2 separate regions of the Homo sapiens genome follow, and region 2 is linked to region 1. Evidence: read pairs that join two places in POLR2A ChIA-PET (ENCODE). Cell type or tissue: MCF 10A. All regions are shown on one strand. Links, peaks and the distances in the headings refer to the core of each region. The heading gives the core; the rest is flanking DNA.

What was found. Peaks named below come from ENCODE experiments on the same cell type or tissue, not always from the same donor. Only the 100,000 strongest peaks of a DNase experiment are listed, where the experiment ranks them.
Region 2: POLR2A ChIA-PET joins it to region 1 with 5 read pairs; 1 of 35 experiments calls an interaction of 5 or more read pairs at or near these places.

What each region holds. Positions count from the first base shown.
Region 1 is chr18:49,832,509-49,847,984 of GRCh38, reverse strand. It overlaps MYO5B (myosin VB), which reads left to right. Exons shown (of 40, transcript NM_001080467.3): 33 at 696-839; 34 at 4,593-4,744; 35 at 6,531-6,620; 36 at 8,691-8,841; 37 at 10,183-10,468; 38 at 11,100-11,274; 39 at 12,561-12,641. It overlaps SNHG22 (small nucleolar RNA host gene 22), which reads right to left. Exons shown (of 4, transcript NR_117096.1): 2 at 8,621-8,709; 3 at 7,560-7,622. Among named protein-coding and RNA genes, the nearest start is that of SNHG22, 26 kb to the right of the region's middle. RefSeq lists enhancers at 811-1,312, 2,035-2,536. In MCF 10A, for the core only: no CTCF peak of the experiment used is centred there; a DNase peak (open chromatin) is centred at 8,794.
Region 2 is chr18:49,601,843-49,617,318 of GRCh38, reverse strand. LOC105372112 (a long non-coding RNA gene) reads right to left here and starts at 4,627. Exons shown (of 5, transcript XR_007066363.1): 1 at 4,450-4,627. RefSeq lists enhancers at 2,966-3,841, 3,842-4,718, 7,065-8,264. In MCF 10A, for the core only: no CTCF peak of the experiment used is centred there; DNase peaks (open chromatin) are centred at 7,228 and 7,668.

The DNA of each region.
Region 1 (15,476 bases), core at 4,116-12,115:
TATACCTTCAACCCTGCCACTGAAACTCTTCCCAAATAGTCATCATCTTATGTAGTTGCAAAGACTGCACTTGGCAGCTTCCTAAACCTGAACCTGCATTTAGTGGCTGAGGACGTGTCCTTACTATCACCATCACCACCCTGATCCACCACCCACAGGTCACAGACAGTGTCCAGGCCTTGCCCTGAACACCTGGGTTTGCCCTGCGGCTGTGTCACGATGGCCACGTTGTGGCCACACACAGGGAACTGAGTGTAGTGGGCCAGGCCGAGGCCAAGCACTTCCCAGAAAAACGGTATCTCCTTTCCTTAGAAGTCAGTAGGGAAAGAGAAGCAGCTATGCAGGAGCGGTGAGAGACCATGCTGGCTGTCATCCTTCACAAGTTTTCTCTGGTCTGAAACCTGCCTGCTGTCTTTTCGGATGTTTCCTCTCCCCTATCCAGAGTGTGGACCCCAGTGCTGGATGCTGAGCTCCTCACACTTGGGGTGTGGCTCTGGCTGTAGGAACAGACTCCGCAAAGAGAGTGGAAGTTTGGAGAACCCAGTATGCCCCCTGCCCCAGGTGCCATCCTCCACCTGCCAGAGATGCCCCTTCCCCTGCCCCAGGTCCCATCCTCCACCCGCCAGAGATGCCCGCTACCCTCAGGCCTGCAGCTGGAAGTCTCATCCATGCTTCCTGTTTTCTTTCCTGCTCAGCTGCCCAGGCATTGGCCCAGAGTGAGAGGAAGCGCCATGAGCTCAACAGGCAGGTCACGGTCCAGCGGAAAGAGAAGGATTTCCAGGGCATGCTGGAGTACCACAAAGAGGACGAGGCCCTCCTCATCCGGAACCTGGTGACAGGTAAGGACCCTCTGTGCCACCCTATGCTGCCTGCCCCTCCTTCAGCCCCCGCTCCCATCTCCATCCCCAGCACAACCCCCACACCCCTTCCTTCACCTCCTGCACAGCCCCCACCCTCTGTCTCCTACTTGCCCTTGCACCTGCCCCCATCTTCCACTCCCCACACCTACTCTCATCCTCCCCCCAGCTCCTGCTGTGTCCAGCTGCTATTCTCGATGGCAAGACCCACTGCTTCTTTGTTCTGCCCATACGATGGAAGTGGGAGGGGAGCCACCCACATGCTTTTCCTCAGCAGCAGCCACAGCCCCCTTTCCTTGGTGCAGCTCTCTGCAGGCCACAGTGCTTTGGCAATGATGGAAGCTCATGCTTTTGGAGCACATCCTCTACCAGACTCATCCCTCCTTTAATCCTCACAACCTCCCTTTAAGTCAGAACTGCTGCTTTCTCATTTTACACTGAAGGAAACAGAGACTCACTCTAGTAACTTGCCCAGGTCACACAGCTGGGAAGCAGTGGATCAAGGATTCAGACTCCTTCTGTTTGGTTAGGACTTTACAGTTTAAAGTGCTGTGTGGTACAGCACATGTGGGTGTGGTCTCTGGAATCACATGGGCTGTGTTCAGACCTGGCTTCTTTCCTAACTAGCCGCACATGGCCGTGGCTGTGCTACTCACCAGTGTTCTTGTGTAGAGCACAGGAAAGGGGATCATGCCGCTGGCATGGAGTTGTGAGAATGAAAGTTCGTATTTCGTTGCTCATACATGGTCCCTGGACCAGCAGCATCAGCATCAGCATCAGTATCACCCCTGGGAAGGGGTGAGAGATGCAGAGTCTCGGGCTCCGTGCCAGGCCTCCTCAATTGCAAGGCACATAACAAGATGCCAGGTGACATTCACAGGCTCATTAAAGTGAGGAATGCTGAGCTTCTGCAGTCTGTCTGGGATCACCCTGGTCCCACTGTCAAAGTTCATCAGGGTTGGCTTTTACTGTCCCTGCGATCATCTGCAGTTTCTTATCCAGGCATGTGGCTGAATCAGGGCTGGCCTGCCAGCCTCCCACCCCCATGTGCTCCCTGGGGCCACCAGGCAGCTGTGAGAACCACTGCTCAGAATTCCTTCCCCAGCTGGGCTCCTAGGACTGAAAGACCTTCCACACTAGCTGCCAAGAGGGCAGGGTTTTCTCTGTGAAAAGAGGAGCCCCCGCCACCCCTCCGAGTCCCTCTTGGCTGCTCAGCAAGGGCCAGGAGGGAGTCTGTGTGACCTGTGCAGCTTGCTCAGGTTTGTGCCCAGTGCTGCTTTGCCAGTCGTACCAGCTCCCTCCCCTCCAGTCTTGTGCCCCATCTGCCACAGGCCACTGCAACAGGCCACCTCCCTGCTCTGTACCAACCCAGTCCAGCATCCCCCTGCAGAGCCAGGAAGAGTCTTAGAGGAGAGAGTCCTGTGGGAAAGAGGAGAAATCTTTGGTGGTCTGATCCTCTGGACCCTGAGCCAGCAGCTCCCTTCTTTATGGCACCTTAGTGAAATGGGATGATGACACTGACCTGCCTGCCCCATGATGTGAAGTGTGTCAAAGGCGAAATGCTGTGTTAAAACTGCAAAACCCTTCTCAAATGTGAGGCTTTCAAAGGAGTGGTAGCTTTTGCAGGAATATTTGAAGTTCAAATAAGAGGCAAGGCAAGCATTATTTTAGAGAAACTTATGTAAGACTGAAGTCCGACTCTGCTGAGCACTGTGCCTAGGGCCGAGGGACCCAGGAAGAACAGATTGTGACATCTGCCTTAAACAGATTTGCTCCAGCTGTTTGGTTTGTGTGTTTTTAGTAGCCTGCTTCTTAGATGTATTTTGCTCTTTTAAAAAGCTTAATCTCCCCTACAGTTGTCCAGCAATTAATTAAATGTGGTGTAAGTTTATCTTAAACTTCCTTAAACAGACTGCATCTTGTTCAAATGCAATTAGGAACAAACCTTTCATCTCTGGTGAATGAAACTTTCAATAAATAAGGCTGCTTGTGTCAGACAGGTGGCTCCCTCCTGCCATTTGCCAGGGTTTTTACAGAGAAAACCCTGCCATCAGCATGAGATGACCCTTGCTCAGGTGGCCCCAGGAAAGGTCATCTCCTGCTGAGCTACCTAGGAAAATCCTGCAGTCATCTTCCCTCCAAAAGACCCCATCCAAACAAATGCCAAAACTTGACTGCCGACCACCTACCTCTTAGGTACCTGGCACTGGCCAGTTGCTGTGGAGGAGAAATAAAACTAGTGTCATCGTCTCTTCCCCAAGATGCTAACATTTAGCTGGGGCACCCAAACAAGCTTTATTTAATCACAATAGAACATTCCAAGACAGGACAAGTTGTTTGCAATCTGCACATGGATCAGGTTTGAAGTAAGAAGTTATGGATTGGAAGTCTGGGCCTACAAAATACATTTTCCTGGATAAATGACTGGCATTCTAACTAGAGCCAATGGCCAATCCACAGCCATCTGCTGGACCTATAAAATGGCCAAATGTCAACCATGTACTCAAGAGTATTATGGCCTACAGTTATCATTTAACTAGAAGGATGCGTTGGAGCAGGGACAATGTAACCCAAGTACCAACTGGAGCTGCTGGCAGCAGAGCCCAGCCCAGGACCAGCCTGGTAGAAGGTTTGCAAGGATACTGCCCACCTGCAGGTGGGAGGGAGGTGGCCTCCCTTCATTGCCATTCTGAGCCTACAGGTGGCTCATGAGGCCTCGTTTGGGAGGGTATGAGTGTAAAGAACAAGGGCTGGAGATACAGTGCAGAGCTATGGTGAGACCCCTGGGGCCTTGTGCTCCTGCCCCATTCTCACCTGTCATCTTGCCTTTGCACCAGGCCTTTCCCCCTAGTTCTCTGGCCTTCTACCACCACCTGTTGCCTTAAGTCTGGCTCAGCTGGCATGGTCTGGAATAGAAAATGGTCTGACAGCTGCTTCCTGTCCCTCCAGGGCCTTTTGCAAGAAAGGGCCAAAGGGCTGAGTCTGCAGTTAATGGGGAGACTCACAAGGCCCTTCCAGTCCAGCCAGAGCAGCCCTTGCCCAGGCAGGGACAGGAGTGTGGGATACAGAGGAGAGCAGTTGGGGGAAGTAAGAGAGCCGCTGGAGAGATGCATGCCAAGCAGCAGCACCGGGGTGGGGAAGGGGGGCCTGCCTGATCTATTTGGCTGTGAAGCTGGGCAAGCACGGCTGGGTAATTTGTTCCTGAACTGATGGGCCAGAGATTGTTCCAACCTCCCTAGCCCTCAGCAGGCTGGCCCTGTCTTTGGGCACATACAATTTGTCTAATTCTGGAGCCAGCCCTTGCCTTCTGGAAGTGGTGGTGCCCACGAATCAGGAGTTCCTGCCCCCATGTGGGAGCTAGGCCCTGTCCTCAGCCTTCCACTTGCCATGGGCCCCTGTTGGCTGCGGACTGAGGCATCTGTGTAACTTGCAGGCACTTTTCCTCCATATTGTTAGGCTGAGGCATTAGAAGCCTGTTTCAGGGTTATAGTGCAGACAATTAGGAATGTGGTTTTGTTTGTTTGTGTTTTTAACCACAGTGTCTGAAACTACTGGTAGGCATGCTCGGGAGTTTGGGTACCCTGGGTGGCTTCTCTCCCAATCCTCTTTGAGACATCTATTCCTAGATGAGCTATGGGGAAATATTGAAAACACGTCTATTCAGATGAGGATTCTGACAGCCTCCATTGTCCCCCATAGATCTAACTTGCCATTTGCTGCTCTCGTTGCCCTTAGACTTGAAGCCCCAGATGCTGTCGGGCACAGTGCCCTGTCTCCCCGCCTACATCCTCTACATGTGCATCCGGCACGCGGACTACACCAACGACGATCTCAAGGTGCACTCCCTGCTGACCTCCACCATCAACGGCATTAAGAAAGTCCTGAAAGTAAGCAGCCCCTGCAGAAGGTCATGGTTTGTGGTGGGTAGAGTGAAGCCAGCCCCTTACTGTTGCTTCTCTGTGTCTGGGTTTGGCTGTAGTGAATGCTCCTAGGGCTCCAACTTTGAAGGTAAATGAGCCACAGAAGCATCCATATAACCAGGATGCCTGGCAGTTCCCAGAGAAGGATGCTCAGGCCCAGCAATGGCAGAAAGCCGAGGACTCTGGTGTAGGTAGCCCTCCAGCTCCTCCCTGCTGAGCCTCCAGACATGCCCAGTGCTTACAGAAGCCTTGGCCTGCCCACTGCCAGAGGTGCTAGGGAGACATCCTGCTGCAGCCAAGGGTGTGTGGGCCTCACCCTGGAGCAAGTTCAGGGACACCCCTGAAACATGGGCCCTCTCCACCTTTCCAAGGGGCCGGGTGCTTGCTTCCCTGGGGGGTAACACAGGGAGGGCTGTGACATTCCATCACCTCCCAAGGTGAGGCAACCTGGGCCAGGACAGGGCTTGCCGCATGGTGTTAAAGGTGCTCGGGAATGCCACCTGAAGGCACAAGGCTCTTCTTGAATGTAGTGCAGCCACTGCAGAAACAGGCTGGCCTGCAGGGAGGGTGAGGCCTGTCCACACATGGATGAGGGCCAGGCAGTGGGGGAGGTGAGATTCTTGAGGGAGATGAACCCTCAGTGAGAGGGATTTCTACCTGCTAGCAGGCCTGTGCCCCGAGTATTATTGCTCTTAGAGACCATCTTTAGTTCTTACACATTACTGCTTCCAGGATACAAGCCATTCTCAAAAGCTCTGAGTCCAAACCAATTCTGGAGTCCACTGAGCTGCTGGTTGCTGCTCAGAATTCCAGAGCCAGCCTTTAAGTCTGGTTTCCTGCCCTCAGTAGCTGCATTGCCCTCCACAGGCAATTTTATCCACTCACGGCTCTAAAACATATCTGCATGCTCGTGGCTCTCAGATTTGTGTCTCCAGCCTTGATCCTCTTTCGTGAGCACCATCCAGCTGGAATCTTCGGCCAGTCTAGGCCAATTTAGGGCTGACACAAATGTCACTTCCTTAGGAAAGCCTTCCCTAATTCTGAGCTAAAATAGCATGTCCCAGCCCCAGCAGTCACTTTCTATTCAACCTCATTTCTTTTTTTTTTTTTTTCTTTTGGTCGTACCTCATACCACTCTGTCATTTAAATAATGATAACGCTTACTTGACAGAATGAGCTGCGTGAAGTCATCAGCTTTAATGCAGCAGCTGTCTCATAGCTGTTTGGGTTGCTGAGCAGGCTTTTTCACCTAGTTAGGGTTTGTAGCCATTTTCTAGAGAGTTAAAGCCATGATGCATCTGACATCTAGATAAATGGGACACCAAACTATTTTGCTGTTATGCTCTTCAGCATCCCTTGTGTTGGATAACTGGCAGTTCAGAAACAGAGCCAGCTAGCCCAGGCGGTTAGACGAGAGCCCGGGGCTGTTGGGGCAGAGCCTCATCTGTCACTCAGCTTTGCATTCATTCTTCAGCCATGGAAGGCAGCCTGTCCTTTATGTGTGTCCCTGTATGTGCACCACTGATCAGGAGACCAAGGTGGGGGTTCTGTGCACCATCCCTGGTGGTAGAGGAACACTCACACAGCCTCTCAGCAATGGGTCTCAACCCCGTGACTGGCAAGTGCCCTGCCCAGCCTCAGGGCTGCTCAGGAACACTAGGTAAGGGTAGGAAATGTGGGGAAAGAGGTACCGAGGAAGCATTTCACCAGATGGGAGCCACTTAGAGCTGAGGATGTCCTTTTCTTTTCACAGAAGCACAATGATGACTTTGAGATGACGTCATTCTGGTTATCCAACACCTGCCGCCTTCTTCACTGTCTGAAGCAGTACAGCGGGGATGAGGTGAGTGGGGAGCCAGGCACCCAGGAGGCATTCCTGCTTCATCCAAATGTGGTTGAGAAGTGCTTTGTATACCCTCAGAGGTCAGTGGGGTCTTTGGAGCACCCTTGGGGACCTCAGACCGTGGGCACACCTTATCATGCCTCGTGGCTGGAAGCAGCAATAAGGCCAGCCACAGGAGACCTGCCTCTAGGAGGCCTTGATGAGCCCAAGGGGCCCCAAAAAGCACTCCTGGGTTATGTAAGTAGAGTCTGCATAACCCATGATCAATAGAGGCCCTGGGAGTCTCCATGAAACTCTTGTAACCTGACATTTCTGTATCAGCTCTAGAAGCCCCACTGCAGTGGATACTGGCAGGGAGCTCAGTTGCCTAGTGGGTCACCCTGTCTCCTAAGCCAACTGATTAATCTGTCCATTTCAAGATAGACAAAGATGGCCACAAGAACAGAGGCACACCATAATCAGAACTACGTGTGTGCAAACTGACCTGGAGGCCCAGCTCCATGCATTTATCCAAATTGGATTCCTTGACCTGAGGCCCAACTACTAACCCCATCACTTCACAATCCACACCGGACCTGTAAGGCCCAGCTTTTTCTGGAACTCACATTCCTAGCTTTGGTCCCTGAAAGAACTTCTCCCATGCTCTGCACTCTGCCCAATGACCTAGTAATATGTGGCTTGTTTCCATTCTAGTTTCTCTGGTGAGAATCCCAGCTTGTTCCAGATATGCCCGCTCACAGGTTCCTGTAGGTCTTCCAACTTTTCTTCCCCTTCCTTTCACATATCTCACCATCCACCCTTCCCAAGGTCAAGACATAGTGTAAACCAAAATAGTGCGACCATTTTTAAAGCTTTATTCCATCTTTTGTGCCAGAACCAATTTTGACAGACTCTTCTCCCTGGGTTAGTAAAAGGATATGCCCTTCCTTTCAGTCTTACCTTCTTTGCAGTTGGCTTGACGCCATCTCTCTCCTAAGAACCAGCACTTCATTTGATGGCCTGCTTTTATTATAAAAGAGATGGGCCAAAGGTTAAAGAAATAGCCATTTCAAACCCCATGACTTCTGTTACAAAATCATAATATCCAAGCATTTACTTGAAGCATAGAACTACATGTAATGTTATTTCATTGAGGTCCATCACTTTACCCAATGTTATACACATTCTAAATGGGAGGTTATATAAGGCTAGGGCAGGACCTAGAACTCCATTACATTAGGTTGTGGTTACATGTGCTCATATTCTCTGGGTCAAGAGCTGAACCACAGCATGACCAGATCCGTGTAGTCCAAATAACAAGGAAGAATGATTGACTCTATCTTCATCATTACAATTATCCCCTTTTCTGCCTGCTTTTTTTCATATTAAGATGGCTTTGTATTTGACACAGTACAACAGGCCTTGCTGAAGATGGTTGCCCTTTTGGGAGCACTAATCTTTTTGGCAGATACTGGTTTCCCTAGGCCTGAATGAAAAGGACATTGGTCACATGAGCCCTTCTGATATCAGCAGTTCCCTTAACTTACATGTGATTTCATCTGATTAATACAGAAAGCTAAGAGGACACAGTGCGGTAGCTATGAAATCACTTTAGTTCATCTATTAATTCTGATAACCAGTGATAGAATCTGTATAAAATTTCTCCTCATACAAGCGTATAATCTGGCCCATGGCCACACTCCTTTAGAGGCTGCACATCATCTAACATTTTAGGGGGACCTGATATATTGAGGAAAGCGCTGGATGAAGGGAAAAAGCAGGGATCCCTTTCTCTGGACCTGGTACCAACCTAGGTTTTGCTACCGTAGGGAAATCACTTCGCCTCAGGGATTTGGACTGAGCGATTCAGGCTTTCTCTCTCATGTTGAGTTTTTCTACATCCTTCAAGTTCAAGGGTCATCAATGAGGCCTCAAAGAACTGACAGGCTTTTGTAAAACATCATCTACATAGGGAGGGCCTGAGTAGGCCCCCTGCCCACCAAATAGATGACTAAAGTTACCAGAGCCCTGGAAGTTGTGCTGGGCCCAGCAGACCAGAGAACTCAGTAGTGCACGCCTCTCCCTCTGCAGGGCTTCATGACTCAGAACACTGCAAAGCAGAATGAACACTGTCTTAAGAATTTTGACCTCACCGAATACCGTCAGGTGCTGAGTGACCTTTCCATTCAGATCTACCAGCAGCTCATTAAAATTGCCGAGGGCGTGTTACAGCCGATGATAGGTAAGCTGGCAGCAGGAGAGCTACATCACTCATCATGGTGTCTGAAATGAGGGGAAGGCGTGGTCAGCACCCTCTGCCTTTCGGGAACCAGATATCTTAGCCATGACCTCCAGAAAGCCAGAACCTTCCAGTGAAGGCAGAACTGAGGTGTGCACATCATGCTTAAAAAGCTGTGAAAGTATTTGACACAGTGCAAGAGGCATAGATGACTTTCCCTTTATCTCTTTTTCTGTAATATGTTGTATTTTTTCCCAAATTTTAATACATAATAAATGTAAACTCAAAAGGTACAAATGCATATACAGTGAAAAAGCATAACCCTCTTAACCTATTATGAACTTGATTCATGGAAAAAAGCAGGAGTGTTCATGCGAAAGGACACAGCAGTCGGCACGATGCATCAGTATTTATTAGACACTTGCTTTGAACCAAGCAGTGTACTTGGGCACTGAACATGAAATCAGAATTGAGAAATGAGAGCAGTTACATTTTCAATCGGAAGAAAAATTATGTGTAGATGCATTACTCACTGTGCTCTGCAAAGGCTGGGAAGGAAAGTGTACCTGGACCTATTCATAATGCTTTCCCCAGGTTCTTACAACACAAGTAGGTTATGAGTGAATCCCAAGAAGGACCAATCTAGAAATACATTACTTGAAATGAGGTTCATTCCAAACCCTCCTTCCTGTCTGGAAATCTTTTTATAAGGCACCAGACAGAGGGAGAACTGACATATCAAGCTGGAGATACTCAGAATAATGTGAAGGTTAATAGCAGCAGTTCTGGAGTCAGACAGACTTGGGTTTAAATCCTGGCCCTGCCACTCCCTATCAGTGTGACCTCAGACAAGTTATTTAACCGCTTTATACCTCAACTTCCTCATAAAAATGGGTAGTACTTTATAGAGTTGTTGGAAGATTGAAAGAGATACTGAACATAAAGCCCCTGGTGCATAGGTAATGGCTGCTTAGTAAGTATGACGGACCAATGAAGCTCTTATTTACATAGTCAGTGGCTGGACGAGGATGACACCCAGGTTGCTCAATTCTCAAACTGTGGACTTCAGCACAGGCGATACCAAATCGAGCTGGTACATGCCCATCATCTTTGTCTAATTGCCAGTAAATTAAATGAAAATGCTGTCCACAGCTGTTTTATTCCATACAGAAATCAACACATTAGAAATTTTTTGCCAAATGTTATAAGTTCCTAAGCATGTCAACATTGCACACCTCTGGATGGTATCATTGCTAAAGCCCGGAGCACTAAATGATTTGAGTGGTCCAATCTTTGCATTGTTAGTGGGGAATGCAAGCTTCTCTAACTGTGCTTTTATTTCAGTTTCTGCCATGTTGGAAAATGAGAGCATTCAGGGTCTATCTGGTGTGAAGCCCACCGGCTACCGGAAGCGCTCCTCCAGCATGGCAGATGGGGATAACTCATACTGCCTGGAAGCTATCATCCGCCAGATGAATGCCTTTCATACAGTCATGTGTGACCAGGGCTTGGACCCTGAGATCATCCTGCAGGTATTCAAACAGCTCTTCTACATGATCAACGCAGTGACTCTTAACAACCTGCTCTTGCGGAAGGACGTCTGCTCTTGGAGCACAGGCATGCAACTCAGGTAAGGGAGGAGCACCCCCCAACAACACAGATAGAGTGGGCCCTCACTGACTGCAGCTAGAATCAGAACACAAGACTGCTGTTTCTAAAAATGAAATCCAAATCTAATTGACAGTCCTTGTCTCCATCAGTCTGTGACTCAAATCCATCACCTTTTTACCTGTTGGTGAAATCCGTCGAACACTGAGATGGTTGACTTGGTAAACAAATTAGTTCAAAGCTTAAAGATGTTGACATACTCTAAGTTAAAGACTGAATACAAAGCAGATAGGTCAGAGAGAAAACTCAATGAGTTAAGAGGCATGAAGGCTCACATAGAAGTATAAATACATTTGTGAATGTTAAATATAAATACTTACAATTCAGTATATTTAATGCCTGTTTTTCCCTGTTAACTTATGTAGACACTTCAGGTATTTCATCTTTGCTTGATTTTAAGTACCCACTCATTCATTTATTCATTCTTTATTCAACAAATAGTTCCTGAGTGCAAGGCACTTGCCATGCTTTTTAACCGTGTGAGATAAATAATGGCACTAGCTGCAGCGGGCCTGCAAAACACAACAGGTGTCCCCTTCTCAGTGAATTAGGAGGACCGGCTTAACATAGCTTGCTTTCTACCTATGGCTAAGGTACAATATAAGTCAGCTTGAGGAGTGGCTTCGGGGAAGAAACCTTCACCAGAGTGGAGCAGTTCAGACCATGGAACCTCTGATCCAAGCAGCCCAGCTCCTGCAATTAAAGAAGAAAACCCAGGAGGACGCAGAGGCTATCTGCTCCCTGTGTACCTCCCTCAGCACCCAGCAGGTACAGTCACTTTGCACCTCTGTCAACATGGTATTCCAAGGAAGCCCTGAGTCCATTCCAAGTCTGTTCTCGTTGGTGGTTATTTGTTAGTGTTGCACTCCCACCCTTTATATACCCCTAATGAGACAATTTTGAAGTGCAGCTGATGGGATATTCCTAGATGAACCAAAAACCATTTGGTCTGTGAAACAAGATGCCACAGATACTGTTTTCTAGTAACTCTCTATCCCTCTTACTCACTTAAAAAGATAAGGTAGCAAACTCACAAAACGTTAAGTTTAGGTAAAAACTTCTTTAAATATAATGAATTCTGGAATGTTTCTTACATAGAAATCCACAAATTTTCAGAAATTGGCAGCATCAGGTATTTGCTTTCTTTACAAATATAACTGTAAGAAAAACCTTTTCTTTAAAACTAATTGCAATATGGTCATATTTTCACTCACACTCATTTATATTGTTTTAAATGAAGTCATTAAGAACTTAGGGGCATTTAAGTGTTACTTTCCTTTTCCCTAAAAAATGTATAACCATGATTCAGTTGCCGACACATTGCCAGTCCCTGAAAGATAAATAACAAAATCCAAACTCAGTACAGAAAAACACATCTTAATATAGCAAAGTGAACACCTTTCCTTACCTCCTCTGCTTACTATTAAAATATTAAATATCTAACTCTTTAAAAAACTGCTTCCTTCTGTAAACATTTCCAGAAAGTCTTCAAACATTTTTCTTCTCTTTAAATACATTTCACTTAAAGTAAGTTTCCTTCTAGATGCAGCTGGCATTGCATTTGGGCAGTCTACTTCCACCAAACCAGTGGTAGGCAGACAAAAGAGTATCTCCTGTTCAAATACTCATTTGTAAACAATGTTGGGGGACAGGGGGTAGTTAGGTATTAAACAAGACCTTTCTCATCTAAGGTAAGATCTCCAGTACTCTTCAGAAGAAACCTTTAAATTACTAGTAGATATGAGGCTGAGGATTTCAGGCAACTGCATTCTAAACTCCTCATTGTGTATACCAATGAGCATAGTGGGGAGGGGCAGGTGGGTTTACAGGAGACATGAGTTCGGTGAGAGGGCTCAGATCCACCTGACAAAGCTGTGGGCTCTAGTTTCCTGGATGCAGGCTCCAAGTGTAAATGTCAGTCCAGCTCCATCTGTGTTGTGGGCCTTGTCTAAAGAGGATCATACTCTTGTACCAATGTCACATATTCTTTAAAGTTCAAAAGTTGTCTCATGTTCATTTAGCTCTGTGCTAAATTCCGTTTTTATCCCCAACAGATTGTCAAAATTTTAAACCTTTATACTCCCCTGAATGAATTTGAAGAACGGGTAACAGTGGCCTTTATACGAACAATCCAGGTGAGTTTTAAGATAGTAATTTTATAAAGTCCAGTCTACGACTATAAAGGAAATTAAAAATTTGGGCTTTAATCTTGCTTCTCTTTATTACTAAAATACTGGTTACATATATGCTGGGAGACCTTACATTCCTAGACTTTCTACTTAGGTAAACATGAACCGTATCACCCATGAGTAACTTACTGTTTACACACAGAAAACTCAACTTTTATCATCTCTGCCTCTCAGATTATAGACATAGTTTAAGCATTATGTCATTTGCCACTAGCATGTTACTGAACTATTAGCACCAAATGGAATTAACAATGTCAGCAGAATATCAGCCCTAACCATAAATGGAACTAAGAAATGTTCTTTAAAGAAAGCAATTTGAGCTCTTAAATCTTTGTCTAAGACTTATAATATAGGCCAGGTGCGGTGGCTCACTCCTGTAATCCCAGCACTTTGGGAGGCCGAGGTGGGTGGATCACGAGGTCAGGAGATCAAGACCATCCTGGCTAACACGGTGAAACCCGGTCTCTACTAAAAATACAAAAAATTAGCCGGGCGTGGTGGTGGGCGCCTGTAGTCCCAGCTACTCGGGAGGCTGAGGCAGGAGAATGGCGTGAACCTGGGAGGCGGAGCTTGCAGTGAGCCGAGATTGCGCCACTGAACTCCAGCCTGGGCGACAGAGTGAGACTCTTGTCTCAAAAAAAAAAGACAATATTTGCTTTTAGGAAAATGCTTGAAAGAAAATGTATTAGGGAAAACGGTTATTTAAATCTGTCTTTTCCTAAGATGATGGGAATGTTTTACTTAAACATGAGCTTCCTTAAGCTGAGCCCAAGGTGATGGCTGAGCGCCTGACCTTTGCATGTGATAGTAACTGTGACAGTGTTGGAATGATAGTCATGTCGCAGTGATTCAGAAAACAGGCCACACTTCTCCCATGATTACCTGTGGGGAGCACCTCAGGGGAGACATAGCACTCCCTCAAACTTTTAAATGACCTTGTTGGCCAGTGAAGGGATATTGACACAAAACAAGGATTAAAAAGGGGTTCAGGGGGAAGTCATCAGAGGGAGAGTCAGGAAAAAGGGAACCAAATGGAGGTTTATCAAAGACACTGAAGAAACGTGAGGAAACATGGAGCTTTGTACAAGAACCTGTTCCCTTTGGAATACTCCTGGGATTTTATTTGGAGCTCCTTACAGTGTTTCAATGTAGATCCAGAGATTTAGAGAGCCCTGAAAAGAGCTAAAAAGGGGTTTGAAAAGAGCCATGGCAAAAAAAAAGCCTAAATGAACTTTAGCCCAGCATCTAAGTAGGGAACAGAGGCCAACAGAGGGAACGTCTGGGAAGTGGTGCCTAGTCAGACTAAAGGTTGTTCTCCTAAGGGCAATGACAGAAACACAGTCGATTGTTAAAGACACAGGCCGCAGAATGGGGCAGGCAGAGTGAGTCTCTCTACTCACCAACATGTATACAACAATGGGGTTGTGGGTGGCGCTGACAGAAAGGATCCAGTTAGGATGCTCATAGTCAGCTGCTGAATGGGAAGAGTTTGATGACAGAAGCCACTGAGATATCTGAACCTGGACCCATTATATGGATTTTTATGGAGGGCTGATAATTTATACAAAAGTGCAAGTTTAGAAAGTCTTGTTTAGTTTCGAATATCTGAGACACACATTAGAGGGAGAACTATAACTGCTCATAAATTGGCAACCCCACTGTTTATGAGAATTCAGGTTAAAAAATATATGCCACATCATACTGCAGGTTTAATGGATCAAGGACAAAGGGAAAATATAATGGAGGTTAAGCCCAACTATTCTCTCAAAATATGTACAGTCAGATTCTGAATCTTCCTCAGTAATCAATTTCAGTGTCTCGCAGTTCTAGCAAAATATTTTTTTCATGAGCTATAGCTTTATGTTGTTTCTACCTATACAATGCTCAGAAGAAATGGTGAACAATCAGTCCTGCCCTCCTACATTTGAACTCACATGTGTGATAAAGACAAGTTACTTGTTAAAGCAAACCATTGCTTGGGCGCTCTGGGCTTTTTATAGCTTTGTACTGACCTTTAAAAATGTAAATTTGAAGTTGTTAAACTCACCAAAGCATTCACAGGAGGATTTCTGTGAAATGACCACCTTATATACTTTAATTGATTAAAAGTATACATGCCTTTTGCTGTTGAATTGTGATAATATAGGTAATATTTCACTTTCTTTTCCCATTTTTATACTCTCTAAAATTTCTTCAAACCCTTTAGGTAGTGAAGTCTACTGTCACATCTAACTAATGTGGAGAAATACAAGGGCCCTTAAGTGCTACAAAGATGACTTTTTTTCCCAGAGCCTCCTGCCATTTCACATTTTACATACATATGCCTTGTGATAGGTTCATGATAATAAACGCAGCAAACCTCAGAGTGGGCTGTGTGTGAGCTGTCAACAATCCCAGAGAATCATTCTGCCAGGCCACACCAGAGCCATCATTGAGTACCTTGAATTAGTGAGGCTAGTTGCTTATTCCTCCCTAAATACCTTTCTCTCCTTTAAACTTCTCTCCCATTATTTCAAACCACTTTTTCAAATGATTAAAATTACTTTAAAATTTTGGCCCATCTTTCAAGATGCCAAACACACGGGTACTGGAAATTTAAGTCATGCTTTCTATTCATAATTCAGGTAATGGATGAAAACGTGGGCAATTCTAGGTTCCCCTGCCACTATAGAGCCATCTTACAGTGCCATGCTCCAGCTGACTTCATTCTGTAAACCTATTTCCCAGCGATTTTCAAATGCTGCTATGTATTTACTGACTATGGCCTGTTTCGAGGTTTAA
Region 2 (15,476 bases), core at 2,848-10,847, 230 kb after region 1:
CATTGGAGCACATATACATGGCTCTACCTAAACCTCTAATCACCTAAGACTTGCTGTGGTCATCCTCACTCCTCAATGGGATGGCAAGTGGCCTGGGGGCAGGGAGGGAGGCAGAGCCCTTTGCCCTCCAAAGAATCCCTCCTTCCCTCTCAGTTGCTTAACATTCTTCCAGGCCCTTCTGATGAAAACCCACTCTCAAGAACGGACCTGAAAGCAGAATCAGAGCCACCGAAAGCTGGAATGACACCTTGATTTTCCAGATGAGGAGACTGAGATTATTACAGCACTTAAGATGTGTCCCCGCCCCTGCAACTCACACTTACAGAGACCAGGAAAATTCTAGGCATCAGTGAGGAGGGAAATATTATTTGTGAGTGGTTAGCACCTATTTGTGAAATCAACACTGGTAACTTCTGCTTCCCTTTTAAGATTCTTCATGGCCCGGTAAGGACAAGACTCAGCACACCCTTGCCACCCACAACACCAGTTATGGGAACAAATAAGTAAGCTATTCTGGGTCTATGTACCTGAGGGGAATGTGCTTGAGCTCGCACTTAAGCATCTATTCACAAGACATTGGCCTTAGGTCAATGATCAGAGCAACCTCAGATCCCTTTGCTCTTGCACCATTTTTCTCGGTTACACCAGAGTCACCATATGTCCTTCACCTCCAACCCCAGGACACTCACAGTTCACCCCAGGTAGGCAGTGACTGGCAGCAGGAGCCTTTATCCAACACCTTGCTCACACAAGCTGGTTCAAGAGACATCTATTGAGCACGTATTTTGTGCCAGGCCCTGGGATAGGTGCAGGCGGCTGAAGTCACAGAAGGCCTAGTCCCTATGCTCCCCACAGTCTCGTGGGGGAAGATGCATACACAACCAGCAACCCCAGCTAACCATGTGGGTGCTTTGCTAAAGCTCTTCAGAGGACTGCGGGGCTAAGACAACAGTGTGCAGCCCAGACTGAGGTGAGCAGGGGTGCCAAGGGGAGGCTGGGGAGCAGTGAGCAGGGGTGCTGAGGGGTAGCTGCAGGGCAGACATCCACCTACAGCCAATTTCAGTAAAATGTGGAAAGTGAAAGGACAGAGACATGTACAAAATCTGCCTTAAAACAGAAGCCTTCCCTACACCTGTCCCTTTTTTCTTCATTTTATTATCTCCTATCCTTCATAGCAGGGTTTTTTGAAAGTATTATCCACACTCATTCCCCACTCCATTGAAATTGTTCTATAATCACCAGTCACCTCATCATTGATGATCCAGACAGCTCACCTGCATCTTAGAAGCCCCCTAATGTATCTGGGTCTCTTGGTTACTCTCTCCTCCTTTCTTGGCCTCCCTCTCCCTACCCCGCCTGCCTCCCTGGCTGCTAACTCCTTGGTGGTTCTCTTTTTGGTTCTCTTCTTTTTTCATGCTACTCTATTTCCCCAGGGTCATTGTATTCGCATCCAGCTTCAACTACCACCCACCCCCCCCAACCCCCATTGATTAAAACAGTTTCCTGAGTGCCTATAATGTCCCAGGCATTGTGCTAAACACTTCATGTACGTTATCTTGTTTAGTCTTCCCATAATCTTACAAGATAGTACTTAGACTCCTTTTTAACAAACAAGGCAAACAACACACAGACAGAGCGTATGTTATGTCTTCTTCGAATGTGTATAATTAGGAAGAGGCAAAGCCAGGATTCAAATTCAGCTCGGTCTCCAAAACATCTTCTCTAAGGCACCAGGTTTCACCACCTCCAACATCAAGGTCTCTCCTTCAGTCCAGACCCATATGTCTGGACTAACTCCTGGGAGCTAACTTCCCAGGAGTTAGCTCCACCAAGCCAATCCACAGACACAGAAAGCAGAGGGGTGGCTGCCACTCTGTGGATATCTTTCCCAGGGGAAAACCTGTCAGGAAGAGAGCTTCCCTTCCTCCACCATGACTGTGCTTTCTATGTCTCCTCGGTCTCCATTCCCATGGCACCACCATGTACCCTGGCTCCAACCCCAGGTATTGAGCTGGAATCATCCCCAAACCCCCTCTTCCTCACAGCTTCCTTTCTCTCCCCACTGTCCCTGCCTTGGTCTCACTCCTCAGCAGTTCTGATACCTTCCTAGTCTCCGCATTTCCAGACACCCCAATAGTCTGTTCTCCACACTGCAGCCACTCTGATATAGTTTGGATATGTGTCCCTGCCCAAATCTCATGTTGAATCGTAATCCCCAGTGCTGGGGATGGGCCTGGTGAGAGGAGTTTGGGTCAAGAGGGCAGATCTCTCCTGGCTTGGTGCTCACCTAGCAATAGTGAGTTCTCTTGAGATCCAGTTGCTGTACAGTGTGGCACCTTTCCCCAAGCTCCCCGCCATGGGAAGGGCCTGCTCCCACTTTGCCTTCAGCCATGAGTAAAAGCTCCCGGAGGCCTCTCCAGAAGCAGAGGCCACCATGTTTCCTATATAGCCTGCAGAACTGTGAGCCAATTAAATCTCTTTTCTTATAAATTACCTAATCGGTTATTTCTTTTTTAGTGAAGTTTTATTATTATTATTATTATTATTATTATTATTATTATTATTTGAGATGGAGTTTCGCTCTTGTTGCCCAGGCTGGAGTGCAGTGAGGCGATCTTGGCTCACTGCAACCTCCGCCTCCCAGGTTCAAGCAATTCTCCTGCCTCAGCCTCCTCAGTAGCTGAGATTACAGGCACCTGCCACCATGCCCAGCTAATTTTTCTTTTTCTTTTTTTTGTATTTTTAGTAGAGATGAGGTTTCACCATGTTGGCCAGCGTGATCTTGAACTCCTGACTTCAGGTGATCCACCCACCTTGGCCTCCCAGAGTGCTAGGATTACAGGCATGAGCCACCGCACCTGGCCCAGTCGGGTATTTCTTTATAGCAACTCAAGAACAGCCTAACGCACATTCTCTTTCTAAAACATAATTCTAACCACATGACCCTCTCATTAAAATTCCTCACTGGTTGCCCAGTGCCCTCAAGTCAGCTCCTAAACTCTTTAGCTTGGAAGACAGAGCCTTTTAGGACCCACCCAACCTCGGGGTCTCCACTTTGCCTCTCTGCCTCTCCATGGCCCAGCTATGCTCCATCGTCTAGCCATAGCTGAATGACCTTAGCTACCTGTCGTTCCAAGAAAGCCTCAAACCCTTCCCGCTCATGTGATTTTGTACATGCCTTTCCCTGTCTGAAACAGCTGTGTGATAAACCCCTACTCATCCTTAATAATGTTCAGATGTCACCTCCTCCAGGAAGCCTTCCTCAGCTCCTCCCCACCTGCCTGCCCTTCCCGGGCACATTACAGTGCTCTCTTCTCAGAAACCCCAGAGCATTCAGTACCTCCCTCTATTCACTGGAATACACAGCAGCTCACTCAGCTGTAACCTCTGCACCCCCGCTGGGCTGCACACGCCTCATTCCAGGTGGGGCCTTATTAATCTTTGTATCTCCAGGCTTGGCACTGTGCCTGGCAAATAGTTTCTTTAATAGATATTCATTGGTTGGTTGATTGATTTATTAAATATAAAACAAGGTCCCCTGTAAAGGAACTGCAATTTAGAGGGGAAGCAAAACCAATCCCGGATGAGACAATAAAAGATAATGCCAAGAGCTAGCAAGTTGTTCTGACCACAAGGAGCTGTAGAAATTTGCAGGAGAAAGATATTTGAAAGAGCTCGAGCGGCCCATGCAGCAGGTTTCCTGGATGAGGAGAGCATTCATCAATGCACAAGCCTGGGCCAGGGCTCCACCTACACCTGGTTTCTGATCGGAAAGTAGCAGCATTAGGAGCCAGCATCGGTGCCAACAGGCACCCAGGGTCCCTTCCACATAATTAGCATGTCTCTGGGGGAGGCCTGAATCCCACAGTCTGGGATGTAGACAAAGAGAGTCTGTTCCAGTTATGCTAATTGCTGCCTCTCTCCCACAGGGGATGGGGCTGTGAGAGATTCCAAGAGGCAGCCAAGCGATGGGGAATTCCTTAGCTCCTGCTTCCCCTGCTCCTCCAGCCGCCTGCACCCAGAGGGGGGCCTGCCCTCCATCACCAGGAAAAGCTGTAGGCAGAGCTGCATCCATATGGGAGGTGGGATTTGAAGACCAGGCAGCTTCCTACCGAGGAGCCTCAAAGCTTAAAATTCCACTTTAGAAACAGTGCTTTCTCCAGAATGCCGCTTTTTAAATGCAAATGACCCTGAAAGAAGTAACACATGACGTTCCTAACACTTACCAAGGTTCCTGGGCAGCTTTTCCAAGGGACCTGAGGGCAGCCAGGATGGCAGGTGCCCTGAGCTGTAGAGGGAATGCAGGAAGACTGGAGGCCCTGGCTCACAAATCCACTCCTGCCACAAATGTGCCCCCCACTCCCGTTAATGCCCAGTGGCCCATTGCTAAGCTGGCCCTTCCCTGTGCCACCCGGGCTGAATAACTCTCTCATCCTTAGCAGCACCCACCATCACATTCCTAAACGTCTCTGGTCAGGGACTGTCTCTGCTCGGTATCAGCAATTCCCAGAGGCCACAGGCGGTCTTCCGCTGCTCTACTGAGGTGCTGCTCCAGGGTTGGGAAGCATCTGGGAGGGACTAGAAGCACTTGATAGCCCTCCACAGTGGTTCTCAAGTTCCAGTGTGCATCGGCATCACCTGGAGAGCCTGCTAAAACAGACTGCTTGGGGAGGCGGAGGCAATGGGTGACGTTGGTCAAAGAGTACAGAGTTTCAGTTAGACAGGATGACTAATTTCTGGATGTCTATTGCACAGCACGGTGACTACAGTTAATAATCTTAATAATCATGTATCGTATACTTGAAAGTTGCTAAGAGTAGATTTTAAGTGTTCTTTTCACATACAAAAGATAACTATGCGAGATGATGAACATATTAAATAGCTTGATTGTGGTCATTTCACAATGTATATATACATGTTATGTATCATGAATGTATACAATCATGCTTTTTAAAAAAACATTGTTGAGCTCCACCCCCAGAGTTCCTGATTCAGTAAGTCTGAGATGCGGCCTGATAATCTGCATTTCTAACAAGTTCCCAAGTGATACTGATGCCCGTTGAGGACTCACACTTTGAGAACCACGGCTATGTAGCCTTGCTACACAAGCTGCAGTCTGCAGACCAGCATCCCTGGCATCATCTGGGAGCTGGTTAGAAATGCAGAATCAGAAGCTCCCGTTTAGCAAGGTCCCCAGGTGATTTGCATGCACATTCCATTCCGAGAGGCCTTCCCTAAAGTAGTGCTTCTCAAAGTGTGGTCCAGGCCGCCTGCATCACAATCATCAAGGAGCTTGTTGATAATGAAGATGCAGCCGGGCACGGTGGCTCACGCCTGTAATCCCAGCACTTTGGGAGGCCAAGGCAGGTGGACCACTTGACGTCAGGAGTTGGAGACCAGCCTGGCCAACATGGTGAAACCCCGTCTCTACTAAAAATACAAAAATTACCTGGGCGTGGTGGCAGGCACCTATAATCCCAGCTACTTGGGAGGCTGAGGCAGGAAAATTGCTTGAACCCACGAGGTGGAGGTTGCAGTGAGCTGAGATCATGCCACTGTACTCCAGCCTGGGTGACAGAGTGAGACTCTGTCTCAAAAAAAAATTTTGAGATAAAAATAAAAGTAATGAAGATGCCCAGCCCCACCCCAGGTCCCCTGACTCGGAACTTCTGCAGACAGAGGTCAAGAAAGTGCATTTTAACAGCCCTCCAATAATCCTTACGACTACCACCATCAGCACTGTGTCCATTTTGGCTGCTCATTAGAATCTCCTGCAGTGCTTGTCCAGGCTGTACCCCAGAACAATTAAATCAGGCTCATTTTGGGGACACCCAGGCAATGGCATTTTTTAGAAGTCCCTCAGTTCATTCCAATGTGCATTTGAAGTCGAGAACTTCTGGTCAGCAGCAGCATCCTCTTGACAGCAAGTGTTTGAACATTTACCCCAGGTTACTTTACATCAGAGCTTCTCAAATTTGGCTGCAAATCAGATTCCCCTGGGAAGCATTTTACGTTTTATTTTTTAAGATGAAATTCAGTTATCTTGGGTGTATACCTAGGAATGAAATTGCTGGGTCATATAAAAACTCCACATTTAACATTTTTGGAAATGCCAACCTGTTTTCCAAAGCATCTGCACCATTTTACATCCCCATCAACAGTGTATGAGGGTTCTGAGTTCTCCACGTCCTCACCAACACTTCTTTTCTTTTCTTTTTTTTAATATATCCATTGTGGGGGCACAAAATATACTACAAAATGTGGCACTTTGACATACAAATTAAGAAGCTGGCTTAATGTCTCTCTGACCTTCCCCCACCTCTCCTGTCTTTCCCAAAGCACAGGATGAGGCTATTCTCTGAAATTTCCTGAACTACCTAGAAACTGGGCCTGCTAAAGAGAAACACAATTGCCTTTGATCCTTTCACTAAAATTACATTAACCGGAGAAGATTAAAATTCATGTCACAGAGGAAGAGACTGATAATTAAACACCACACCTACAGTCCAGACCAACTTTGCTCTAAACTATTGTTTGTTCTCCAGTACCTTCAATTTACAAACAGAATCCTTCCCAAGCTAATTTCTGTCTCCAAGGTCCATTCATCTCTCCTAAATCATTTACCCCTACGCCCCCTGTCTCCCCTTACCCTATGTAAAAGAGTATGAAAGCATCTGGACCTCAGTGGGTTTTTGGGTAATTATTCTCCTGCGATTCCCCCATGCTTAGGCACATCAAGCAAATTTGTATGCCTTTTTTCCTGTTAATCCATCTACTGTCAATTCACTTCAACAGCCTTAGACTCAAATCTTCAGAGGGAAAGTTTGAAATTCTCCCACACCGTCCTATTAGGTGTGAAGTGTATCTCTCAGCTTTGATTTGCATTTCCTTAATGATATTTAATATCTTTTTCTGTACTTATGGGCCACTTGTAAATCTTCCTTGGGAAAATATCCATTCAAATATTTTGCCTATTTTTAATTGGGTTGTCTTTTTATTTTTGAGCTGTAAGAGCCTGGAGGGCTATTAAAGTCATTCATACTTGGGCTTCAAAACAGTTCAATTAAATCAGAACACTGGAGTGGGCCTGGGATCAGTATTTTTTTAAATTCCCCTGATCTGTAGTCAGGGTTGGAAATCACTGGTTTATGCCATCTGGCCACGCAGGAACAGAGATGCCACGTAACAGCCCACATCATTTATGAGCTCACCCGATCACCATCAGGCCTGTCTGGGCCTGTTCCTCATCATACATTAAGTGCCTTTTTTGTGCCAACCACAGTGTTAAAGTGAGGAGAGGTGGAAGTCAAGAGCAAATGGAGATAAATAAGATGCAGCTACTGTGTATAAGAGCCTTCAGCCTCATAGAGAAGATGGGCCCCGCACAAATCATTACAACACAAAGTGCTCCAATGGATACATGTGCAGAGTGTCAAAGGGCTTCAAGAAAGAGAAAAGCAACTCATTCCTTCCTGAGTGCATCAGTATCACTGAAGGTGGGTTGATGGTCACCCGGGCCTCTGCTCTAAGGACAGTCCCCTAGCAGCAGACAGAGTTAGCACCCATGGGAGCTTGTTAGAAATGTAGAGTCCCAGGCCCCACCCCAGACTTACTGAATCAGAATCAAGTTTAACTAGGTCCCCAGGTGACTCATGTGTACATTAAAGTTTGAAATGCACTGACCTCAAGTGATGTCAATTAAGAAGCATCCAGAACATCTGCCCACCTAAAACAAAATAAAAGCTACTGCAATGAGCTCATTAAATTGTTCCATAAGGTAACTGACTTCCTCTCTGTATCCCACATATTAAATAACTCTTAGTCATATATATCTTAGCAGGAATTTACCAGAATGGTTTCACCTATGCCATTCTCTTTCTGAAGCTTCTCTGCCAGCCAAGTTACTAAGGAACAGGAGTTGGAACCAGATTGAGGCAATATTGGCACTTGGGACACAAGCACAGTTGAAATTGAAGTATAGCAGCAACAGAGAAAGCAGAAAACAGCTCAGTGATTTCCTTCAAAGCCAGTCCTTACTTTACAATTTTATAGCCGATTTGTAGAGGCAAGTGTCTTGCCCAGCATCACACAATAAATTACTGGCCGGCAATAGCCAGTTTAAAATTTGGGTGAAATGACCCATTTGACTCTATTCAACACATTAGATCATACCTGATCTTGATCCTTCAACAGGCTAAATCACAACCTATCCCCTGACTGTGGGGCTTTCCAAGGTTGAATGATCCACGCCCCAGTCTCATATTGGGTTACATCTAATTCCCAAGTATCTTCCTACATAAAAGGTCCCACGTCTTCCCAGAGGTGATTCAGCCCAGTGTTTTGTGAGCTTTGCTGCTGGAGAAATCTTTTCATTTAACTTAAATGCCATATGCCACAATGGGAGATGAGAATTCTTAGGGGCAACTGATTTCCTTGTGCCAGATTTCCATGCTGAAATGCCAAATGAGATCCTCCTGCTCTCAGCCCCTCAGTCTCACAGACTAAGACCCCAAATGAGACCTCAGGTGTAATGCTCAGTGAGGGGTGAAGAGATGTGTGAATATACAGTATGGCTGGTTCTATTAAAGCCTTAATTCAAAATCCCTTTGGGCCACTGCCAAAAGCCCTTCTGAGCTCCAAATCCTAAGACTTAAGCCTAACTCTTTTCTTCTCTTCCCCCTCACTGACTGGGCATTAACAAAGAGCCAGGAACTTCAGAATTTGTCCATTCAAGTATCAAGTGCCTACTCGCTTCAGCCTCTGCAGTGTCCAGGCCAGGCCCCCTCCTTATCTCCCTACACAGCCCTCAGCTGTGGTCCTAGGAGCACTCCAGGAGGTACAAACTCAGCTGCAGCTTCCCTCCTTCAACACTCAGAATCTTACACATGGGCTCTCCTTACTCATTTTTAACCACTTTATTGAGATAGCATTAACATACCATACAATTTGCCCATTTAAGAGTACAAGTCAGCAGTAGTTAGTATGTTCACAGAGTTGTACAACCATCAGTACAATCCATTTCAGAACATTTTTATCACACCAAAAAGAAACCCTGTACCATTTAGCCGTCACTCCCTTATGTCCCTCACCCAGCCCTAGCCCCAGTCCCTCAACCAAAGGAAACCACTAATTGACTTTCTGTCTCTATAGATTTGCCTATTCTGGACGTTTCTGTTGTTGGGGCTCAGAAAACAATATCCAAAAATGAAGGCCTCAGATGCAACAGTTTTCACTGACCTTATCCTGCCCTCCTGTCTCTGGCCTCTCATTCTCTCCCCTAGGCTAGCCATAGAAACTAGACTCCCTCTTCCCCAAGGAGGGTCATAGAAACCAGAACCCCTTTCCCCAAAGCCAGCCATAAAACCTGAAGATATCATATTACTCTAACTTTCTCCCTGCCTGTCTGTGTAAAAACTGCTCATAAAGAATTATCTCAGCCGGGCGCCGTGGCTCATGCCTGTAATCCCAGCACTTTGGGAGGCCGAGGTGGGTGGATCACGAGGTCAGGAGATCAAGACCATCTTGGCTAACATGGTGAAACCCCATTTCTACTAAAAATACAAAAAATTAGCCAGGCGTGGTGGTGGGTGCCTGTAGTCCCAGCTACTCGGGAGGCTGAGGCGGGAGAATGGTGTGAACCCAGGAGGCGGAGCTTGCAGTGAGCCGAGATGGCGCCACTGCACGGCAGCCTGGTCAACAGGAGTGAGACTCTGTCTCAAAAAAAAAAAAAAAAAAAAAAAAAGAATTATCTCACCTACCTAAATGCATGATGGTGGACATTTAGGTTGATTCCATTTATTTGCTATTGTGAATACTGCTGCAATGAACATACATGTAGAATTATATTTTCGAGGTTCATCTACATCAGAACATAATTCCGATGTTACTCCATTGTATTCATAGGCCATATTTTGCTTAACCTTTCTTCAGTTGATGGACATTTGGGTTGTTTCCACTGTTTGGCTATTATGAATAATGCCACTATGAACATTCATGTACAAGTTTTTGTGTAGACATATATTTTCAGTTACTTCGGGTATTTACTTAGGAGTAGAATTGTTGGGTCATATGATAACTATTTAACTTTTAAAGGAACTGCCAAAGTGTTATCCAAAAGGACTGCATCAATTTACATTCCCACCAGCAGTGTATGCGCATTCCAACTTCTTCACATCCTTGTCCACACTTGTTATTATCTGTACATCTTATTATGCTCATCCTAGTGAGTACAAAGTGGTTTTAACTTGCATTTTCCTGATAACTAATAATTTTGTGTGTATTTACATGGGCTTATTGGCCATTTGTATATTTTCTTTGGAGAAATGTGTATTCATGTCCTTTGCTCATTTATAATTGGATTAGTTGGGGGGTTTTTTGAGTTGTTCTTTATTTGGGATATAAGCCTTTTATCAAATATATGATTTGCAAATATTTTCTCCCATTCTCTAGGTTGTCTTTTCACTTTCTTGATATGTCTTTTGATGCACAAAAATTTTAATTTTGATAAAGTATAATTTATCTATTTTTCTTTCATTACTTTTGCTTTTGTTGTTATATCTAAGCATCCATTGCTAAATCCAAGGTCATTAATAGTCATTCCTATGTTTTTTTCTAAGAATTTTATAGTTTTACTGCTTATATTTAGGTCATTGATCCATTTTTAATTAATTTTTGTGTAGTATCAGATAAGATCCAACTTTATTCATTTGCATGTAAATATTCAGTTGTCCCAGCACCATTGTTGAAGAGATTATTATTTCCCACACTGAATGGTCTTAGCACCCTTGTTGCACACCAACTGACCAGAAATGTATGTGTTTATTTCTGAAGTCTATATTCCACTGATCTATATGTCTATACTTCTGACAGTACCACACTATTTTGATCACTATTTTAAAACTTTGTAGTAAGTTTTAAAATCAGTAAGTGTTAGTCCTTCAATTTTATTCTTCCTTTTCAAGATTGTTTTGGCTACTCAGGACCCCTTGTAATTCCATATAAATGTTAGAATCCGCTTGTCAATTTTCACAAATAAGCCAGCTGAGGTTTTGATAGAAATTGCATTGAATCTGTAGAAGAGTTAGGGGATTATTGCCATCTTAACAATGTCAATACATTTTTCAGTTCCAGAATTTCTGCTTGGTTCCTATGATGATTTCTATCTCTTCCTTGATATTTTCTATTTGTTCACACATCATTCTTTTGGTTTGCTTTAGCTCTTTGCGCATATTTAAGACTTTTGATTTATAGTCTTTGTCTAGTAAGTTCAATGTCTGTGCTTCCTCAGCAAAAGTTTGTGTTAATTTCTTCTGTAAATGAACCATACTTCCTTGTTTCTTTACGTGCTTCGTACCTTTTTGTTTAAAACAGCATCTTTAACTCTGGAAATCAGATTCTTCCCCCTACTCAGGATTTATTTTCATTGCTTGCTATGGGTTGTATCTATTCACTTGCTTAGTGACTTTTCTAAACTATCTTTGTAAAGCCTATATTCTTTGTCATATGTGATCTCTGAGGTCTCTGTTCCTTTAGCTTGTAATCAACTAGTGTCTTGACAGAGATTCCCTTGAACACCAGAAGCCAAAAATAGAAAAGAAAAGTGGGGGAAAAAAACTCTCCTAGTCGTTGCAATGGGGCTCTGCATTGGGATCCTCCTTCAATACTTAGCCATGTCATTTACAACACTGCCTTAGCCTTCACTTCCTGCTGGTTCCAAGTCTAAAGACCAGTCAGAGCTGAAAGATAAGGTCTTCTCAGATCTTTTGTGAGCATTTATCCTGTCCTGGACATGCAGGTGGCTTTCTAAATTCACAGTGGACACAGTTCAATGCCCTCATTTCCCAATAAAACTCTCTCCCAACTTTTCCTCCCAGCTTTTGGTGATCAGTTGTTTACCTTAATTGTAATCTTTTGGCCCAGGCAGTAGAGGATTGTTCATTTTTCTAGCAATGTTTTCCAGGAATTCCCTGCATATAGATGCTCCTTCACAATGAATAAGTTCTGAATTAGGTGAAACAAAGACAAGAGCTTTGCATTAGTCCTTCAGGTAGCCCACAGACAGGTTAGAACAGACAAACACAATTCTTTGAGAATAAGACTTGCTCTTCTCCTTCCAGAACCAGGGACCAAGATCCACACTTGGAATGCAGGCTGCAGTCTTCAGGACTGCTGCCTTGCTGAGGAGGGCGGTGAGACAAGGGTAAGTAAGAATATGGCAAAGCTCTTCTACCATTTTTAAGTTTTTTTTTTTTAATTTATTTATTCATTGTTTGGTTGCTGTAAATCAGTGACCGTTTTCAGAGTTTTGACAAAATTAATACTGACAGTTTTTGCTGCAGTTTTCCATGTTTCTGGAGGCACAGGCCCTTGGAGCTACCTACTCTTCCACTTTTGCTGATGAACCTTACTCATTTTAAACTATAAAATATTCCCATCCTCCTCATTCTATGCACTGTGTTGTTTCCTCCCGACACAGGTTTGAGTGACTTCTGTGGTTTTGCCTGTTGCTAGAATCTGATCTGAACAATGCCTACCATATCACTTGAGCTCTAAAAATAAAATGCTTTTTGTTTCCCAAAAGAACCAGGTAAAACAGGAATCCTGTTGATGACCCTAAGACTTGGAATAGAAATAAATTAGTGCAAGGAGAGAAGTCAGCAAGGTTCATTCTCTTGGACCATTTACATTTACTACACTTCACTTTTGTTGTTTTAATTAATTACTCCTTACCTTTCCTAAGGGAATTTGAAGACCATTTATTAAATCATTATTAGAGCATTTACCTGTTATATATACATGAGAGCCAAAATTCCAGAACAAAATAAAAGAAAATTACCATCACATGGATAACACATTATCATTCAGATATTACATCCACAGTCAGATGTTCACAACTGTCCCACCTTCCCTGTAGTGACCAGACACGATGTGCCAGCGTCTTCCCCTGGCCTTTATGTACCATGAAGTGTCACTCCTCAGCAGTGTCAGCCAATTCTGCCTTCATGGAGTTTGGGCAAAGCCACCAGGAGTTACTGAGAAATTATGTACACATCTTCAGGCTAGGATGATCCAAGGTCTGTAACATCCTGCAGAAAGTTCAAGCTCATTCTCCAAGCACCAGCTGAGTATTCTTGCAGAGTCTTTTATTTATGGAATAACTTGCACATCTTTAGAGCTCAGGTGAATCTTGTTATACCAGTTAATACCATAATAACACTTCCTGATTTTGCACAGATTAGGACCAGTGACTCCTTAGTGCCTCTAGGCTGGTTTAGTCCTGGCTCAGGGAACATTACATTGATCTTTCGTCTTTCTTTTCCTCTAATGGTAATTAGGATTCTGATAAGCGCATTCCAGCAGGTGCAGGCTCTTGCTTGGTCTTCCTTGCCAGTCACCTCCAGTCATCTTTGTCCATTTCTGTACCTCTCTTTCATTCTCACACACCCATATTTATCTGTGCACGAGCTTTTAGCTTATCTTTTCTCACTGTTAAAACTGGTTTGAGTACGGTAAAGATTTGTACCATACCATGGACTGAATTCTTGGTAGACTACTAACTCCTTGATGGAAAAGTGTCTGAATTACTATATAAAATTACGGTTTTAAAAATATTCAGTTGGACTTAAATTCAGCCAAAATGCTGTGGACTTCAGCCTTAATGAAGTACACTAATGATGACAGACAGAGAAGAGAATGGAGTGGAGAGGTCCTCGCTTATTTATCATGATGTGCAAAGCCGGAGTGCACTTCCTTGAAGATGGTCTTCATGTAATCCAAACTTTCTCCAGAGTAAAGCATATAGATAGGGATGTCATCTGATTTCCTGGACTGTTTGAATTCTGAGGGGAAGCAGGAGGTGTAGTCTGGGAGGAAGCCACCCACAGCAGGTAGCAATGACTGGAAACAAGAGCCAGGTCCCCACTGCACAACAGGGGAGTGTGGCCAGAGGGCGGATGGGCAGGGTGCAGCCGTTTAGCCAATGGGGCCAGCATTCCCCATCAGGAGCCCAGCTCTGGGCAGAGCATAGTAGCAGCTACAGTGAGTAAGGCCAGGAGGCAGAACAGGAGCTCTCCAACAAACCTCTTGGCAATTGTTTACACAGGGACCAAGGGAAAACTTCCCTATCACCCTCTGAAAGTTAGCTGGAAATCACTGACAAAAGGCAGATTGATATAAGAAAAGGCATACAAATTTACTGGATCACAGTTTTACGTGATGCAGGAGCCTTCAGAATAAAGACCCAAAGATACAGGGGAAACTGTTCATTTCTATACTTAGATTCAATAAAGTACAGACAGCCTTGTAGAAATATGATTGGACAAAAAGGGTAGGAATAATGATAATAGAATGAATGGGGAGCTCATGCCTGTAATCCCAGCACTTTGGGAGGCCAAGGCAGGTGGATCACCTGAGGTCAGGAGTTCGAGACTAGCCTGGCCAACATGGCAAAACCCCGTCTCTACTAAAAATACAAAAATTAGCCAGGTGCGGTGGCAGGCACCTGTAATCCCAGCTACTTGGGAGGCCAAGACAGGAGAATCACTTGAACCCAGGAGGTGGAGGTTGCAGTGAGCCAAGATGGCACCATTGCACTCCAGCCTGGGTGACAGAGCGAGACTCGTCTCAAAAATAATAATAATAATTAAAAATAAAAAAGGAATGAATGGGGAAACCCAGCAAGGCCTGTCTGGATTCTTCTTGGCATCTCTGTGCAGCATGTCTTCCTTCTGGGTTGAGCAGGACCCTCTCTGGAATGGGGGTGTTATGACCCAAAGATGCAGCAGAAACTGTTCATTTTTATGCTTAGATTCAGCCAAGTATGAACAGCCATGTAGAAATATGATTGGACAAGGTAGGTCAGTTGATTCCTTTATGGCCAGTTCTTACACAGACAGGCAAAGGGGAAATTCAAGTAGTATATGATATCTTTAGGTTTCATGCCTGGCTTTGGGGGAAAGGGGTTCTGGTTTCTATGACCCACCTTAGGGAAGAGGGAGTCTAGTTTCCATGGCTAGCCTCAGGGGGAGAATGAGAGGCCAGAGACAGGAGGGCAGGAGGGCAGACAGAGCTGATTCTGAGACCTTCATTTTGGGGTCTTGTTTTCTGGGCCCCTCGGATGTGGCTTGTGGCCTGACCATATGGGAAACAGTGGCAGTGCCTGGAGAACCAGAACTCAGCATACCACCCTTCTGGCAACGCCGTTTACAAGGCCACCTCTCAGGGTCCAAACTATTTGTGCTTGTAAGGGATTCTCTGATGGGCGGGTTGAGGTAGGAAAGATGATGTCTCCCGATAATAAGCTCAGGTAAGCACAGAGCAGCTCTGGTCTGTCTTACAAGGCAGGAGGAGCATTACATGACCTAGCGGACTCTGCTAAGTGAAGAGTGCATGCCAGATGCTGTCCTGCCCCTTCCCCCACCCCCAGCCTCTCCCCTCTCAGTAAGCAAATGTTGAAGAAGTATTTTAAATATGGGTCT